Linked DNA regions of Homo sapiens: region 1 is linked to region 2. Evidence: chromatin contacts called from ENCODE Hi-C or POLR2A ChIA-PET data. All regions are on one chromosome and are shown on one strand. The core of a region is the stretch at or near the end of the contact, and the rest is flanking DNA. Distances in the headings are between cores, read along the strand shown.

What was found. Hi-C counts contacts between places; a loop is a spot of excess contacts on that map. ChIA-PET counts read pairs that join two places held with the same protein, here RNA polymerase II (POLR2A). Pooled maps may share reads with other maps.
Region 1: a pooled map shows a loop between it and region 2 (2.1-fold over the local background). The contact joins two enhancer-like sites. A Hi-C loop is called at or near these places in 1 of 37 single-sample maps with no recorded cell type and 2 of 50 pooled maps. POLR2A ChIA-PET finds 5 or more read pairs at or near these places in 1 of 52 experiments (OCI-LY7).

What each region holds. Positions count from the first base shown.
Region 1 is chr7:7,146,392-7,152,843 of GRCh38, reverse strand. No RefSeq gene overlaps it. Among named protein-coding and RNA genes, the nearest start is that of C1GALT1, 33 kb to the left of the region's middle. RefSeq lists a cis regulatory region at 3,578-4,055. Within about 2 kb of position 3,548, at least 3 of the 41 ENCODE cell types and tissues checked have a DNase peak (open chromatin) inside an H3K27ac peak, as active enhancers do.
Region 2 is chr7:6,728,071-6,734,390 of GRCh38, reverse strand. No RefSeq gene overlaps it. Among named protein-coding and RNA genes, the nearest start is that of RSPH10B2, 23 kb to the left of the region's middle. RefSeq lists silencers at 3,811-3,860, 4,271-4,380 and enhancers at 4,531-4,740, 4,792-5,767. Within about 2 kb of position 4,635, at least 39 of the 41 ENCODE cell types and tissues checked have a DNase peak (open chromatin) inside an H3K27ac peak, as active enhancers do.

The sequences.
Region 1 (6,452 bases), core at 2,299-4,798, 420 kb before region 2:
AGTTTAGCTTTTATGTGTCCTTAATTTATGTTTTCCCATTATATTTGGTTGACATAAATTTTAAGCTTGCCAAGATGATCACTTGTATCTCCTTGGTACCTGTTTAAACCTGGAGGCAGTGTTATCTGATAGGGTTTTCCCTTTGTGGGGGAAGAAGTGGGAAAATATGAGAGAGGAGGAGAGAGTCACCATGTCCAGCCAGTTCTTATACTTTTAAATAGTTGAGGGAAAGAAAAGAATTTTGAAATAATAAATCTTTGCATAATAAGACTAGAGTATTATAGAGGCCAGGTGGCCAGGCGCGGTGGCTCACGCGTATAATCCCAGCACTTTGGGAGGCCTAGGCGGGTGGATCACCTGAGTTCAGGCATGCGAGACGAGCCTGACCAACAAGGTGAAACCCCATCTTTACTAAAAAATACAAAAATTAGCCAGGCATGGTGGCAGGTGCCTGTAATCCCAGCTACTTGATAGGCTGAGGCAGGAGAGTCGCTTGAACCCGGGAGGCGGAGGTTGCAGTGAGCCGAGATCATGCCATTGCACGCCAGCCTGGGTGACACAGCAAGACTGTCTCAAAAAGAAAGAAAAGAAAAGAAATACAGGCCAGGTATAGTGTACAGTGGCTCATACCTGTAACCCCATCCCTTTGGGAGGCCAAGGTGAGAGGACTGTTTGGGGCCAGGAGTTTGAGACCAGTCTGGGTAACATAGTGAGGTCTTTCTCTATAAAAAAGTTAAAAATCAAAAAATTAGCCAGACCACACCACTGCACTCCAGCCTGGGCAACAGAGTGAGACCGTCTCTTTAAAAAGATGGGAAGGGAAGTGTAGGGGAGGGGAGAGGAAGTGAGGGGGGTAGTGGGGGAGGGGAGGGGAGGAGACAAAAATTATGTTAAAAGCAGAAAATTTCCCTAATGAGGGTAGGTTATTTCTTTAGGAAATTGGAATCTATAATGTAGCAGTTGAGAGTTCTGGGGCCAAATTCCTCTGCAGGCCTCCTTAAGAACATATACCTTGGGGGGATATTGTGATCAAATTATGTAATGTTTGCAAAGTGCTTAACATAGTTGTTGAGAAGTTTCAATAAGTGTTAGCTCTGTTGCTCCTATGGTTGTTGATATTATTATCATTACTATTATCTCATGAAAGAGATATAAATGCCCCATTTATCCCATATCCTGACTTCCCTTGGGTATTTATATAATAGCTTTCGTCACTGTCAAATTTCACCCACTTACAGGTGATTGGCTTTTCCGTTTATACCACTCTATTTCTCTTGGTGTTAAAAACCCCACCCTTTTTTTCAGGGGTTTTTTTTTGAAAGGGAGAGTGTCCAGTGACGGCCCACTTCCTCTTGGAACACTGGTTAACATCTTTTTGACAGATTTTTGGACTGTCTTCTTGGCTTTGTATTCTGGTTCAGTGGCTACCAGCCACTGTATGTATATACATATGCTGTATGTGTGTATATATATATACACACACACACATATATATACATATATAAAATATGTATATATACATGTATATATATGTGTATATATGTATATATATATAATTATTGTTGTTTTTGTCATTAAATATCTTTGGCTTTTGGCTCTGCAGCCCAAAGTTCAGTCCTGTTCTACCCTGCATTCTGGCTTCCACAATCATTGCCTGCATTTCACTTATCAGGACTTGTTTAATTAGGATCAGAAAAGAGGCTGGGTCATTAAGTAGAATAAACAAGGGTTTTGGAGTTATACAGACCTGGGTTCAAATCCCATACTAGTGATTGCTGGTTTTGTAACTTGAATCTGTTACAAGATCTCTCTGTGAGGCAATTTTATTAGTAGTAAAATGGATAAGATAATGCCCATCTCAGCAGGGTTTGTTGATGATGAAATATTAATAGCATAATGGATATGTGTGGCATAAATACCCCTCAATGTTAGTTTTAACTTATGTTTTATGTATTTAAATTTGAATATGCTTAAATTTACACCTTTCCTTCCTTCAGGAACTATTAAATATAATTCAAAGGAAATACAGTTCCTTAAAAAACTATATTTAAATTTGTATGGGTTTATACCTTTCTTTCCTTCCTTTGAATTATTGCAGATCAAAGATTGCAACAGAAATATGCATGACAGTGATTTCAAATTTCTTTTCCAGCCACATTTGAATAGCAAAGATTATCATTTTCTAGCTAATATATCACCATTATGTAGGTGAGTCTCTGTTACCTTGTTTTTTACCACTCCTCAGGCAATTGCTTTTCTTGGAACCATTTGTTTCCATGTACTTGACCTTGGCTTACTTTCCGGCTTTATTACTTATCGTAACTATTAGTTTGTTTTATTACCTTTAATTAAGTTGTATTAGGCACCTGTAAATGGTGATGACCTTGTTTTTTGGTGGGCCAAGTTTCACCTTTACTGATTGAGGCAATTCAGTCCATTCATTTTGCCCTTTATGGCACTTCTGTCTCCATATTTCTCTCAGAAGAAATGCCAATTAAAAATATATTTTAGTAAAATGAGCATTTTAATTAGCATATATATTTTTAAAGTAGAAATTATTGGCTGGGCATGGTAGCTCACACCTGTAATCCCAGCACTTTGGGAGGCCAAGGTGGGTGGATCATGAGGTCAGGAGTTCGAGACCAGCCTGACCAACATGGTGAAACCCCATCTCTACTAAAAATACAAAAATTAGCCCAGCATGGTGGCATGCGCCTGTAATTGCAGCTACTCAGGAGGCTGAGGCAGAAGAATCACTTGAACCCGGGAGGCAGAGGTTGCAGTGAGCAGAGATCGTGCCACTGTATTCCAGCTTGGGTGACAGAGCAAGACTCTGTCTCAAAAAATAAAAGTAGAAATTATTGATTCTTTAGTTAGTAAAAAGCTCATTTATCTTGTAGCCTTCAACTAACTTTTGTGTTTAAGAAACCAACATGTAGGCTGGAAGGAGTGGCTCATACCAGTAACCCCAGTCCTTTGGGAGGCTGAGGCAGGAGGATCACTTGAGCCCAGGAGTTCAAGACCAGCCTGGGTAACAAAGTAAGGCCCCATCCCTGCTAAGAAAAAATTAAAATTTTTATTTTAAAATTTAAAATTTAAATTTACAATGCCAATTTAAAATTTAAAATGCCAGTTAAAATAATTTTAAAATATTTAAAAAAGAAGCCAACCTGCTAGATTTGTCACATAAGCCTCCATATACTCCTGTGATATAGCTATATAATTTGATTGATTAAACATGGCTTCCTGATCATCTCATAGGCCCTTGGTCAAAAACAAATCTTCCCTCATTATTATTTATTTAAAAACTGGATTCAATGATTTTATTTTGACTTCTAGCACTGTTTCAATTTCCTCCAGTATTCAAATAACAGGATTAGCAAGGTGGTGACCTGCTACAGAAGGGAGGGGCTGGTGACTGTAAGAGACTAATGGTAGGCATTTGCGCCCATGTGCGCACATACACGCACGCACACACACACACAGTACAGGTATTGAGATAGGATAAAAGAAGGTCTTTGTTCTTTAGAGTTTCTTAATTCCAGAGCCTTTTACCCTCCATGTAGGATAAACTGGCTTTTCTAAGTTCTGGGAGCTTTCTCAAAGGTAGTGGAATTCTGTTTTCGGAGAAACGGGAGAACTTTTTGTGCCCAAGGGTCTAAAGGAGAGGGGGTGGGGTCCTGGGGATTCGCATGAGGCCCAGGAAGTGTCAGGATCTGGGTACAATGAAAAGAACTCTTGTGAGTGAGTATTACTTCATACCCCATGTGATGGCCAGATAAGGAGGCCTACCCAGCCCTGTGTTCCTGAGGCTGCTTGTGGGAGTGGAGAGATGTCACCCCATCAGGCAGGCTGCCATTCTGGTCTCCTTCACCTCCCAGGCATTCCAGGAGGAGAATTCTGAGCAGTTGTATGTTTTCTTGTCAGGTTCTTTAATTCCACTTGTCTTAAGGACCTGTCACACCCTAGCCTACTCACCAGCAAACACACTGGAGACTCATGCTCACCAGAGACTACTGACAGCTGTGGTAATCATGCAATGCAGATCTCTTGAGTACTTAATACAGTCTTTTCTCAGTATTTGAGGGGGATTGGTTCTAGAACCACTGCAGGATACCAAAATTTCTAGATGCTCAAGACCCTTATATAAAATGGCATAGTATTTGCATGTAACCCTCATACATCCTCCTGTATATTTTAAATAATCTCTATATTACTTGTAATACCTAGTGCAATGTAAATGCTATGTAAATAATTATAATACTATATTTACATTATTTTTATTGTACTGTTATTTTGAACTTTTTCCTTAATATTTTTAATCATGGTTGGTAGAATTCATGGATGTGGAACCCACAGATACAGAAGATTAGCTGTATAGGCCAGGCTTTTGATCTGGGGTTAGACCTTTGAAGCAGGAGAACAAAAATTCCTTCCTTTATAAAGCTTAAATTTTGGTGGGTGGGGAGAGTAACACCATAAACAATCACGAGGTCAGATAGTGATAAGTGCAATGGAGAAAAAAAAAAAAGCAGAGAGTGCTGCAAGCAGGAGCTGTAATGTTAAATAGGGTGGTCACTGAGAAATGCACATTTGAAGAAAAACCTAAAAGAGGTTACAAAGAAAAACATGTGACCATCTCAGGGACAAGCATTTATAGCAGAGGGAGTAACAAGTTCAAAGGCCCAGAGGGGCCTATATCCTGTATTTTGGGAGAACAGTGAGATAAGTGAGGCTGAAGATGCATGAAGGAAGAAGAGATTTGAAATAGGTGAAGTACCTGAGAATCATGTAGGGCCTTGTAGGCCTGTGAAAGGACTTCAACTTTGCACTGAGTGAGATGAGGAGACATTGGAGGGTTTTGAGCTGAGGGGTGACATGATCTGACTCTCTTTGTGGTGGGGCAAAATCAGAAGCAATGATATCAATTGGGAGGCTATCGCAAAAGGTAATATAACTTGGACTAGGTTGGCTCCAAAGGAAGGGATGAGAAGTCATTGACTTCTGGATATATTTTGAGGGCACAGTCATCAGCATTTGCTGATAGATCAAATGTGGGGTATATGAGAGCAGGAGGCGTCAAAGATGATTCCAAGCTTTTGACCTACACAACTGGAGAGATTTTATTTATTACTGAGATGGGGGAACTTAGAAAGGAACATATTTCAGGAAAGATTACAAATTTGTTTTAGGCACATTAAGTTGAGATGCCTATTAGACATGCAGTTGAAGATGTCAAGTGGGTAGATGAATTTGTAAATATGGGGTTCACAAGAGAAGCCTATGCTAGAAACATAAACTGAGGAGTCATCAGTGAATAGATGGTATTTAAAGCCATATGTAGTACTAAATCCACATATGGGACTTTGGGGCAGAGTAGAGCACACTGGTACATATCAGACTGAGGATAACAGGGTGAGGGCACTCATCTGACATTAATGCTGCTTCAGTCCAAATACTGTAATGAAATTCGAATACTTCCTATAAGAAATTCTTAATGACAATTGTACTACTCATTAGAATCTCAGTTTTCACCAGGGATGATCCAAATGCCCAAGGGGACTAAAAAATAATACTGAATATGATTAAAGGAGAGGAGATAAACTCTTTGCAATGATAACAGGAGTTTGTGCAGAATCTCAGTGCAGGCTTGATGGAGAATCCAGTAGGTTCTGTGGGCCCCATGTGAACCAGAATGAGGGTGTAAACTGCTGCCCGCAATAGTAATTATCCACGACATAGAACCCATGAGGAACAGTTCTCAGAATACTCACTGCCACAGCCAATCTCCAGGTCCAAAGAAGAGGGAAGTGGTGGTCTATGATATATGTGGTCAACCCAGCCTCTTCCTACTCAAAAGAACCAGCATGATGTACCTCAAAAAGATCTTTCCAACTGGTTCCCACTGATGCCAAGAATACGATTGCTTTGTAAATTTGACCATAAGGTTGAGGAAGATGCTTACAATTGGTTATTAGCATGGACTTAAATGTGTGGTTTGCCTGTCAGTTGTTCTTAGAAAAGCATTTGTAAAATTGTAAACTAGCTACAGGCCAGGCCAATGAGGAAAGTCATTGAGGTACCCTACCTGCATCAGTAAGAGAGCAATGTAATTTTATTAAGGTGATTTGGGCTTATGTTATCAAGCTACAAGACATTTTTAATCAAAGGAACTTTTTAAGCAAACAGCCTTCTTTTGGATAATGGTAATACGTCCTGGGTTCAGAGTCACTGATTGCTTTCATATATGTAGCTAAAACATTTCCTATAAGAGTTGATAATGTAGTTGATACAAAAGAAAAATGAAAGACTTTTGATAAAGAAAGATAAAAATGTGTATGATTTGTCATTGTTGCCATTGAGCCTACCATTCAGGCAGGTAAAGCAGCTCAGATAGGCAGCATCTTTAATGGCCCACAATGCAAACTGCAAAACCTTCTCAGCAGAAAACA
Region 2 (6,320 bases), core at 3,386-5,885:
CGGGCGCCTGTAGTCCCAGCTACTCGGGAGGCTAAGGCAGGAGAATTACATGAACCCAGGAGACGGAGCTTGCAGTGAGCCGAGATGGCGCCACTGCGCTCCAGCCTGGGCGACAGAGCGAGACCCCGGGAAAAAAAAAACAAAAAACAAAGTTGTATTTCTCTAATCATAGATTCCTAAAACTGAGTCTTTTTCCAACCTAAAGTTGCTCTCCGAGAAATTCTAGTGAAATGCGGGCACAGCTTAAATGTTCATAAAACACATTCAATGTACATAGAAAAGTATTTATGACATTAAAATGTAATTAGAAATAAACCTAAATATCACATTATTAATAGTTATAATTAATAATTATTAATCCATCACATAAGATTCCTTATTGGCCAGGTGTGGTGGCTTACACCTGTAATCCTAGCACTCTGGGAGGCCAAAGTGAAAGGATCACTTAGACCAGGAGTTTGAGACCAGCCTGAGCAATACAGTGAGAATACATCTCTAGGCCAGGAGCAGTGGCTCACGCCTGTAATCCTAGCACTTTGGGAGGCCGAGGCGGGCAGATTGCCTGAGCTCTGCCTGAGCTCAGGAGTTCAAGACCAGCCTGGGTGACACGGTGAAACCCAGTCTCTACTAAAATACAAAAAAAATTAGCCGGGTGTGGCAGCGTGCGCCTGTAGCTGTGCAGGAGGCTGAGGCAGGAGGATCGTGTGAGCCCAAGAGATTGAGGCTGCAGTGAGTTGTGATCACGTCTCTACACTCCAGCCTGGGTGACACAGCAAGACCCTATCTCAAAAAAAGGAAAAAAGAAACAGAACAAAACAGAACAAAACAGACTTCATCATTTAAAGACAAGCAGAAATACTTACAGACGAATCTTTTTAAAAGCCAAGAAAAGAGAGACTCCATGGAGAAAGTATCAGTTTGGAAGTAACAGATGTCAAAGGCAGACAAAGGGTCCTGGGAGGTAGGGGCTAGAAAATGCCCGCTGGATTCGACTGCAATGAAATCATTGGTAATCTTTACAGACTGACTCAGCAACGTGAAAAGGACAAAACTAAAACACTGAGAACTGAAATGAGAAACAGAAATGAGGAAATCTTCAAAAGAGAGTAACTGTTTGTATTGTTTGCTGTGCAACCCAAACAGAAAGACGAACAAATATTTGAAGGATGATCAAGTCATTCATTCCCCCCATGATCTAGGACTCAACAGTAAAAACAGAATTCTGTCTACTGGGATCACAATATTTCCGTCCCTGGAAAAATTATAGGCACCAAGTTCTCCTTGGGCAGCAGGCAGGCCCTCTGCTTACATAAGCACCAAGAATACGCCGTAAGTTACGGTAATTTAATGGTTGTTATTAGGAAGCCTATCCGCAATTGTATCAACTGGAATGAAGAAAGTTTTCAAAGTCCTAGAAAATCTCTTAAATCCACAAGTAACAAAATTGGTTTCTCCTTATAATGAATGCAAGCGATGTCATGGATGGTGATATGGTTTCGGTTTGTGTCGCCAACCAAATCTCATGTTCAATTGTAATCCCCAATGTTGGAGGTGGGGCCTGGTGGGAGGTGATTGGATCATGGGGGCAATTTCCCTTTTGGTGCTGTTCTCCTGACACTCAGTGACTTATCACAAGACGTGGTTGTTTAAAAGTGTGTAGCGCCTCCCTCTCCCTCTTCCTCCTGCTCTGGTGATGGAAGATGTACCCGCTTTCCCTTTGCCTTCCACCATGACTGTAAGTTTCCTGAGGCCTCCCCAGCCATGCTTCCTATGATAGAGCCTGCAGGCGTGAGCCAATTAAACCTCTTTTCTTTATACATGACCCAGTCTTGGTTATTTCTCTACAGCAGTGTGAGAATGGACTAATACAGATGGCATTTTCCTTTTGTGATGACTGCCAAGAATATCAGTCCTGGGTGTGGCTCAATTTCAACAGCCTTAAAATCTACTATCCACACACACAAGCTTCACAAATCATTTTTGGTGCTGATCTGCCACACTATATTTTACAGGACAATGTCTATTTCCACATTCCCATTTTAAAGTATGAATCCTGGCTGGGCGCGGTGGCTCATGCCTGTAATCCCAGCACTTTGGGAGGCTGAGGCGGGAGGATCACCTGAGGTCAGGAGTTTGAGACCAGCCTGGCCAACATGGTGAAACCCTGTCTCTTCTAAAAATACAAAAAATTAGTTGGGCATGGTGGCACACGCCTGTAATCCCAGCTACTCGGGAGGCTGAGGCAGGAGAATCGCTTGAACCCAGGAGGTGGAGGTTGCAGTGAAGCGAGATCATGCCACTGCACTGCAGCCTGGGCAACAGAGCAAGACTCCATCCCAAAAAAAAAGAAAAAAAAAAGTAGGAATCCTTACAAACCTCTTAAAATGCATCATAAAATAAAGTTGAGGAACATATACACAAGCATGAAAACTCACCTGCAATGTGTTCATTTTCTGCTGCTCTTGGAAACGTGCAGAGACTGTGGCTGGTAGACCTAGAGGGGGAGAAGCAGGTCACTGAAGTCATGAGTGCTCTGGCCTGCAAAGGCAGGAATCTCCTGCGTAAGAACCACAAAAGAAAGCTCAATAGGCTAACACCCTGTGAACACTCAGCCTGCAAACACTCAGAAGGGCCTAAAAGAGTGATACAGGGTTTCGCCATGTTGGCCAGGCTGGTCTCAAATTCTGGCCTCAAGTGATCCACCTGCCTTGGCCAACATGGCGAAATCCCGTCTCTACTTAAAAATAACAAAAAAATTAGCCAGGCGCAGTGTCACATGCCTGTAGTCCCAGCTACTCAGGAGGCTGAGGCACAAGAATCCTTTGAACCTGGGAGGTGGAGGTTGCAGTCAGCCGAGACCACGCTGCTGCACTCCAGACTGGGTGAGAGACACTGTCTCAAAAAAAAAAAAAAAAAAAAAAGACTGATAAGGGAAGCATGCACTTGTAACTTTGTAACTCTAAGATAATCAGGTAGTAATTAGATGAGTTAAGACTCTCATGGGTAACATGACTTCTTTTACAAATAGTCTGCCATCATCAAATACAACCCGCAAAAAGAAAAAAAAAATTCCCATTATACGGCTCATGTTTTTTGTGGTTTGTTTGTTTGTTGAGACAGGGTCTCAATCTGCCACCCAGGCTGGAGTGCAGTGGTACATTCACAGCTCACTGCAGCCTCCACCTCCTGGGCTCCATTGATCTTCCCACCTCAGCCTCCTGAGTAGTTGGGACCACAGGTGCATCCCAGCATGCCTGGCTACTTTTGTATTTTTTGTAGAGTCAGGGTCTCCCTATGTTGCCTAGGCTGTTCTTTAACTCCTGGTCTCAAGGGATACTCTTGCTGTAGCCCGGCAAAGTGCTGGGATTACAGGTGTGAGCCACTGCATCCGGCCCGCATTTTCTTATTGTCTCTTTAAACTGCTTAAAATCAAAGAAACCATAGGAATTGAGTATGTGAGCTCTCAGAAATGAAATGAATGTGTATAAAATATGGTTTTGTTTCTAAATTATCTAACTGAACTTGGTTATTGCTGCACCTAATAACCTTCTACTAAGAAAACTAGGATACGGGAGAAAGAACACTGGCCTGGGAGATAAGACTCCTGAGTTCTACTATGAGCAACTCTACCCACAAAGCCAGTGACCCGGTCAAGTCACCCACCTGCTAAGGCCCAGTCTCTTCCCCTAGCAACTGAGGCAGCAAGAGAGAATCCCTGCAGACTGTTCCTGCATTACTACCAGTCTCCAGGGCAGATCTAAGGGGGGAATCAGCAGACACTTAAATGAGAGAACAGAGATGCTGACGGACGTTTAGAGGCGGTCGAAATCTGGAGCACGGAAAGGAGGAGGAAGGGCTGTTAGGGGTTAGTGGGGAGTGGAGACGACGTCTGCAGCTGAGGCTGGTGATACCCTCCACGCCCCCGTAAGCCTCGTCCTCCCAGATATTCCCGTGCAGCGCCTCAAGGCCAAACACACGCCTCTCCTGCAAGCGATCGGACCCTCCCCCGCCTCATACTCTAAGGTCCCGAACATACGGTGACTTCACCCAGGCCTTTCTCGCTCCGGGCCCGAAAACCCAAAGACTTACCCTCCTGGGGCTCCCCAGAGGCCGGGGCGGGGCTGCTGTCGCTGGCGCGCGTCTGCTCGCGAGGTCCCCTCTTGTCCACCTCACCAAGGCTGTTCTGCTCCTGAGGGGCCCGGGCCGGGCCTACGGGGCAAATCCAGGAGGGTGTCCTTCCCGGGGCCCAGATCCGCCTCCCTGGGACTCACCGTACAGCGGCGGCCTGGGCCAGGCCCCCAGGACACACACGGGCCAGGCCCGGTTCCCGCCGCCCCTTCGCCTCCGCCTCCGCTGCCACCTTCGCCACCTCCCGCCCGGTTCCCCTGGCCGCAGGGCCGCCGGCTCAGGGGCTCACGCTCGGGGGTCCCCGCTCAAGCCTCCACCCGGCCCGTGCGAACCCTGGCCCACATAGCTCCGCGCCCGCCTAGGTGCTGGCCTAGGCGCTCAGCGTCCAGCCCCGCAGGCTCAGCGATTCTCGTCCACTGGGGGCCAAAGCCTGGGAACTAGAGCAAGCGGTGACCTGAGGACACACAGGAAGCGATGGCAGTGCGGCGGCAGCGCGCATGTGCGAACACGCACCCAGGGAGAGGCGCACACGCGCAGGAGTTCACCGGAAGTCCGCCTCCCAGGGCCCACCGTTGGTCCCAGGACAAGGGCCGGACTCTATTTCCCATGAGCCTACCAGCGCCCCCCAACTTTAGGGGCCATTTCAAATGTCTCTACCCCGTCTAAAGGTTAAGAAGCCCCAGGCTATATGAGCTTCGGCAGCCCTGATCCCCGGACTGAACTTCGCATTTGTCTTTATTCCCTTTTAGGGTCAAGTCCAGGGCTGCAGTGACTGGGTCCTGGAGCCCAAGGCCTCCAGGTTAGAACCGAGTTTCCCATAACGAGAAGGAAAGGAAAGGGTGTATCGTGGTCACTGCGCTGAAATGCTAAGAGAAGTTTCACTCAAATACTAGGACAGGATAAATGCCCAGCGATGCTTTCCAAGGAAGAGAAAGAAAATAGAATTTGTGGCCGGGCGCGGTGGCTCACGCCTGTAATCCCAGGACTTTGGGAGGCCGAGGAGGGCAGCTCGCGAGGTCAAGAGATAGAGACCATCCTCGCCAACATGGTGAAACCCCGTCTCTACTAAAAATACGAAAATTAGCTGGGCGTGGTGGCGCGTGCCTGTAATCCCAGCTACTCCGGAGGCTGAGGCAAGAGAATCGCTTGAACCCGGGAGGCGGAGGTTCCAGTGAGCCGAGCTCGCGCCCCTGCACTCCAGCCTGGCGACGGAGCGAGACTCTGTAGCTTTTCTAGATCACACAGCAAATGCCTAAAAACTGTAGAGAAATCAGGAAATACACAAATCGAACAAAGAAAAGATACCTGTGATTTCACCTTCCCCAGGAGGATTATGTTTAGGGTTAGGTTATGTTGACCAAAAAGACTCAAAGTTTGTAAAGAGTTTTATTCTGGGCCTCCTATTTGAGTGACCATGGCTGGTGACACAGCCTCAGGGGGTCCTGAGAACGTGAGCCCAAAGTGGTTGGGTTACAGCTTGGTTTTATACATCTTAGGGAGACAGCAGTTACAGGCAAAGACATAAATCAATACATGGGATGTACACATTGGGTCAGCCTGGAAAGGCTTTCAGGTCACTAGCAGATTCAAAGATTGGCAGTTGATTCAGAGTTAAGTGTTGGCTGAACAGTTGGAAGATGACGTAAAGAAATGGGCCATTGCGGTGGCTCTTGCCTGTAATCCCAGCATTTTGGGAGGGTGACCTGGGAGGATCCCTTGAGGCCAGGAGTTCAAGGACAGCCTGGGCAACACAGCAAGACCCCCATCTCTACAAAAAAAAAAAAAAAAATTATCCAGGTGTGGTGGTGCATGCCTGTAGTCTCAGCTACTTAGGAGGCTGAGATGGGAGGATCGCTTGAGCCTGGGAAGTTGAGGCTACAGTGAGCCATGATGGTGCCACTGCACTCCAGTTTGGGCAACAGAGAAGAAAAGAAAGAGAGAGAGAGGAAGGGAGGAAGGAAGGGAGGGAGGGAGGGAGGGAAAAGAAAGAGGGAGGGAAAGAAAAGAAAAGAAAAGCTTGAGTTAAGATAAGGGGCATTGTGGAAACCAAGGTTCTTGTTATGTAGATGAAGCCTCAGAACAGGCTTCAGAGAGAATAGATGATAAATATCTCTTATTGGATCTTAAAAGGTGTCAGAATCTCGAGAAAAGACCTGGATTCTTTTCTGTAAGGGAAGGAGATTCTCTACAGA